Regions from separate parts of the Homo sapiens genome. Here region 2 is linked to region 1. A link is an interaction called in ENCODE POLR2A ChIA-PET data of the cell type or tissue named here. Cell type or tissue: PC-9. All regions are shown on one strand. Each heading gives the region's core, and the rest is flanking DNA. Links, peaks and the distances in the headings are about the cores only. Region 1 overlaps RBMS1 (RNA binding motif single stranded interacting protein 1). Region 2 overlaps PSMD14-DT (PSMD14 divergent transcript).

Evidence for each region. Peaks named below come from ENCODE experiments on the same cell type or tissue, not always from the same donor. Only the 100,000 strongest peaks of a DNase experiment are listed, where the experiment ranks them.
Region 2: POLR2A ChIA-PET joins it to region 1 with 5 read pairs; 1 of 35 experiments calls an interaction of 5 or more read pairs at or near these places.

What each region holds. Positions count from the first base shown.
Region 1 is chr2:160,336,886-160,339,712 of GRCh38, reverse strand. The region is part of intron 2 of RBMS1 (RNA binding motif single stranded interacting protein 1); the gene reads left to right. Among named protein-coding and RNA genes, the nearest start is that of LINC02478, 66 kb to the right of the region's middle. In PC-9, for the core only: no CTCF peak of the experiment used is centred there; a DNase peak (open chromatin) is centred at 1,792.
Region 2 is chr2:161,249,646-161,252,472 of GRCh38, reverse strand. It overlaps PSMD14-DT (PSMD14 divergent transcript), which reads left to right. Exons shown (of 4, transcript NR_110593.1): 2 at 1,251-1,477. Among named protein-coding and RNA genes, the nearest start is that of PSMD14-DT, 3.6 kb to the left of the region's middle. In PC-9, for the core only: a CTCF peak has its summit at 1,466 (motif pointing left); a DNase peak (open chromatin) is centred at 1,382.

The sequences.
Region 1 (2,827 bases), core at 314-2,813:
TATATATATATTTTAATTGCATCTCTCACACACACGTATGTAAAGATGTATGTCAGTATGGGGAAGATATAGACTATATTCATTTTGCTGTTTTGGACCTTTCAATAAGAACCTTTTTAAAAGACACATCATGGTGTGTAATAAATACACTCTTGTGTTTTACTTCCTGGCACCGTGGCAAAAATTAATTTACAGATGCTTTTCCCAGAACTTTTAGATCACCACAAATGATTTAGAGCATCACCATGGCTTTGACATCTGTTTGTTTCCAACTACATCCAAAACACAGGAAAAACGAGTAACAAGTCATTGTTACCATAAACTTCAAAGGAATAAGAGCTCAAAATATTTTTTTCCTGGAATTTTATCTTGAATGTTATTAAAATAACTTGTTCATCAATTTAGAATTTGTGCTGAGATGGTCATGTTATTCAAAATGAAAACATTTGTTTCAGTGGACTGGAAGGAGTTGTGTTACAGGTAAAGGAAAAAGGGAAAATGTAACTCTCTCGTTAGATGACATGCAATAGAATTTTTCTTCAGAGTCTGTGCAGCTGGCTTCTTGGCTTTTTCTTCAGCAGCTCCTCCCACCATGCCTGGCCTCCAGTGCTGAGGGCGCTGGGGAGAGAGATGTGATTTGGCTCAGGCAGGCCTAATGAAACCCTGCTTGCCTGTGTAATAGGTGGATGATCCTGGACAACTTGCTTTTGCTTCCTGGCCTCAGTGTTCTCTGTTCATAAAGTAGGGATTATAATGCCTGTGATGAGGATTAAGTAAGGTAACATATGTAAAGCTCCTTGGCCAGTGCCTGGCACAAATAGGGCCTGGAACCAATAGTGTTTGCTTCATTCTCTTTCCTCAACTCTCCTCTTCTGCCTATTGAGTGGGTGATTATCAGAGGCTCCTCTGTGCACACCCTGTCTTCTCTGTCTTATGGCCACTACCTTTTCTTTTTTGAACTTTTAAGTCTTTTAAATTAAAAAATCAATTCAACCACCATTTATTTAGCACCAATTATGTCAAAGGTGTTGTGGTAGATAGCATAGCACATAAAAATGAATAAAACAGTTTCTATCCTTAACAAGATTAAAATATATGTGAGAAAAAGATATATAGATAGCAAGCAGGATATGATGACTGCTTTCCCAATGTATAAGGAATACCAGATTTGGTTGGGGAGATGAGCTTGACATGCCATTATTGTGCACTTTCATCTAGACCTTATTTAGATAGACAATAGAATGTACTGTAACTTTTTTCTAGTATACATAAAATTGAGTACTCTATAGTCTCTCGTCACTACAGTAAAGGAGGAGTGAAAAAGTGTGCAATCAACAAACTCCAACTTTCTCAGTTATATCATTGGGTGGTGGACACTCCCAGAATCATGTATTACATATTTTATAAAGATTTGTGGAAAATATTTTCATTAAGTTCATCACATATTTATTCATATTAAGAACTGCCCTAGGCTTTAAATTTTTAATTTCCAATTTGGATGCATAACAGTAGTTTTACTTTTTGAAAATCTGGTATTCTTTATTTTCTGCCTCACCTTTCCATAAGGAGGACAGTTACCAATTTTGCAGTATTTAATAAGGATGGTATTTTTGGTACTGGGATGTCCAGAGGAAATCTGTAACCTACATACTGAGCTCACTGCTGTCACCAAAGCTTTCTACCTGTGTCTGCTGTTGTATGCTAACTGGGACATTGTTCCCAGGATTCCATGTACGATTGTGGGCATTGTCACCTGCACAAGCACAAGAATGCCTGGTCGGGGGTGAATGGAGCTGATATCCATCTCACACTGAGTCACCAAGTCCTGTACTTCAGAGATTGACCCTTCCCATACAGGGTACATTTTTCTAATTTGCAAGAAAGGTGCCCTAAGAGCTAGTGGCTTCCCTGATTGCTCCCCTAACATCATGTGGTTAAATTTTGGTATCTCAGACAAGTAGAGGCTGCGGATCTGCAGGGTCAATTGGCTTCAGATTTAGTCAATTTCTTGTTTTTTAGGCAGTGAATAAATATGTGGTTCCCCTCCCCCCCAGTTTTTTTCTTAAAATGAAGCTCATCAAACAAATGTACCATTCTGAGGTGTGTTCTCAAGTCATATATTATAATTCATTTCACTCAAAGTATATGATTAAAGCTCATTCAAAGCCCTAAGAGTTGGGAATGAAGGAAGAATTGTAGGATGTTCTGCTGTGCCACAAGACTTAATTTATACCATTTATTAGTCTTACCAAGTACATTGAAAGGAAAAAGTTGTTGGGGGCCAGGCACGATGGCTTACATCTGTAATCCCAGCACTTTGGGAGGCTGAGTGGGGCGGATCACTTGAGGTCAGGAATTCGAGACCAGCCTGGCCAACATGGTGAAACCCCGCCTTATTAAAAATACAAAAAATTAGCCAGCTGCAGTGACATGAACCTATAATCCCAGCTATTCAGGAGGCTGAGGCAGGAGGATCGCTTGAACCCAGGAGGTGGAGGTTGCATTGAGCTGAGATCATGCCATTGCACTCCAGCCTGGGCGATAGAGCGAGACTCTGGCTCAAAAAAAAAAAAAAAAGAAAAGAAAAAGAAAAACGAAAAGAAAATGCTTCTGGGACTTTTCAAGTATGCCTTGCTATTCAGACATTCTCAGAGATTAACCCCAAAAGTGAGTGATTATCTCCCTGAGACCCAGGGTTAGAAAAATAACTTCAGAAGTACAAAAGTTGGATTATTGCCCTAATGTGAGCCCACTTTAAAGCAACTACCATAAACAATCTAAAGCAGAGTCTGCAACTGTGTTAGCCATGGTTTAAATGGTGCCAAGC
Region 2 (2,827 bases), core at 25-2,524, 910 kb before region 1:
TACCACTGCACTCCAGCCTGGGTGACAGAGTGAGACTCTATCTCAAAAAAAGGAAAAATTAGCAATTACCAAATACATAGTGTTAGAGAACTTGTTAGACAAACTATGGTGCATTTATACTATGGAATACTATAGTTAGTATTTAATGACATGGGAAAATGTGATATATTTTAAGGGAAGTGTCACTCATCAATGAGTAATGTCATATATCCTAATTATTTTTAATACTTACTAGTGCATAAAAATATGTATAAGAGGCCAGGCACAGTGGCTCACGCCTGTAATCCCAGCCCTTTTGGAGGCCGAGGCGGGCGCATCACGAGGTCAGGAGATTGAGACCATCCTTCCTAACATAGTGAAACCCCGTCTCTACTAAAAATACAAAAAATTAGCCGGGCGTGGTGGCACGCGGCTGTACACAATGAACATGTATTACTTTTGTAATCGGAAATAATGTTATAAAAATGAAATACTTTTAAAAAGCATTTATGATACAGATATTGTTATTTATGTTTTTCCTCAAGTGATTAGTTGCTCTGCCTTATTTTGGCCAAGTTCCAGGTAAGCTTCTGGGCACTTTATTGAAAAAAATAAATCAAGTAAATCATTAGACTAAAATTATATATTGATTTTGCAAAAGTAGCAGTATTTTGCTGGACAAAGTCACAGAGCTAAAATATATGATATTTTCATTTTTAACAATGAAACGACTATTATAATTAAAAGAATTCAGTTTGCATTATATGCCTTTAAATAAAGATTAAATGGACCCCTGACACACCAAATTAATATGTAATCCAGTTTCATTTTTTAACTAATGGAAACACAAATTAGTATAATTTTATAATTTAATACTCAGCAATAGATCATTTTTTAAAATAGAAGAAATTAAACATTTTTCCACATACCATCCTTAGGGAACAAGGCATATCATAAGATATGACAAATAAGCTTCTAGGAAAAGTCTTCATTTGTTCTTTCCAGAAAATGTGAATTTGCTAATTTGGTGACAAATATATGTATACATATTATATGTAATAAAATTATACTGAAAATAAAATCAATGAAATATTGAAATTTTAAGTGCAAAGCATCTGGTTAAAACTGCCTACTCTTGCTTATATATCCTTTTTTATTTGCTATTTATATTAGCAAAATGAACTTAACATAATGCCTCAAATAGTTAATGAATATAAAGCTTTAAAACAGTAAATATGTATTGTACATGATCTTTTGGAATCTGATTTCAGGTACAACTAATTTGACAGGCAGTATGATAAGGAACAATCTGAATGACACGTAAACAGGAGGGGGTAAATTCCAAGCACAGCCTGAATGAGAAGTACAACTCATTTCCTGTAACCTAGATGCCTTTTTAACACATCTATGCAGTCTCCATGTGAAACCAGGTGCTGTTCCCAAAGGAGAAAACACTGCCCTCCAGTGGTCTTCAATGAAGAAATGGAAATAGTTTCAGGTACCATGATAGCAGCATTTACATGAAACATGGTATATTTATCTAGTCTCATTTTTGGCTGTATTTCTTAAGCTGAAACACGTCTACAACTGAGCATAAGGACAAAATTTCCAAGATAAATTCTAATAGGTAGGTAGTTACTCCAGTTAGATAGACATATTAACAAGGAGGATTATGACTTTCTAACCCCAAAAGCTGACCATTTATTCGACTATCAAAATTGGATTATGTTAGCCACCTATAGTTTCTCACTTTCCAGATAAGAAAGAAGATATTTCATCTCTGTGTTTCCCTTGTTGGCCAATTTTTTAGCTAAAAGACATTTAAAATTGTACAGCAGGCAGAACCCCAGGGGACTGAACAGTGTTCCAACATCCTTAAAGGCTTCCCATCACTTGAAAAACCAAATTCTTCCTCCTGTTTCTTAAACTAACCAAAGTAGGCAAAAGCAATTTTTAAAAGTCTTTGTGTCTAGCATTGGAACTTTCTCATATTTCACACCATTATATAAATGTCACTCTAACCTATATGTATCACAAATGCTACGCTAAATTAGGGCCAAATTTGCAACCTAGTTTAACTGGGTTTCCTCTTTTTGCAAATGCAGTTTTTGTGTCTGCATTTAGCAATGCATACAAAACTGTCCGTGTAGCTAACTGCTTCAAATTGCTAAATTTGAGGATGGATGTGTAGAGTCTTTATGTATGTGCCAAAGCAATCCTGTTTCTAGTCATATAAAGACTTCCTAATCAAATGGACCTTGACTACATTGCTAAATTCTTGGACCACTTCACTTACTCTTTTGGATTTAGTAAAGGAAAAACTGAATTTTAAGAGGGGAAAGAGACAGTTTTCAAACCTCCTCCATGTCTCTGTCCTTCAGAAACCAGAATGGAACTACATCACATGATCAGATGGACTCTAGAGTCCCACAGCTATAAAGCCTCATCCATTACAAGCTATGTGACTTAAACTTAGCCTCATTTTTCTCATCAGTAAAACAAAATCACGTTGGGTTCATTAGGTGATTATTAACGACTGAATGAGGGAATGTACGTGAAGTGTCTAGCAAAGAGAAAGGGCTTCACCAAGACGCTACTGTTATTCTATCACCATCACTTCTTAGACTATTAATCCAATGGTCAAGTAAATTTTTCTAGAGATATGACTTTCTAAAATTTATTCCCATTTATCACCTTAAATAATGTTCATCATTCAGTTTACTATATAGAAAATGTCCTGAGTCCTCCAGATAAATTCTTTAAAACAAATGCCTTGTGCTAAGAGAAAATATTTTAACATCACATTCCTCAAATATAGCACCTTTAAGTATGAATCAAGTTTTTCTTC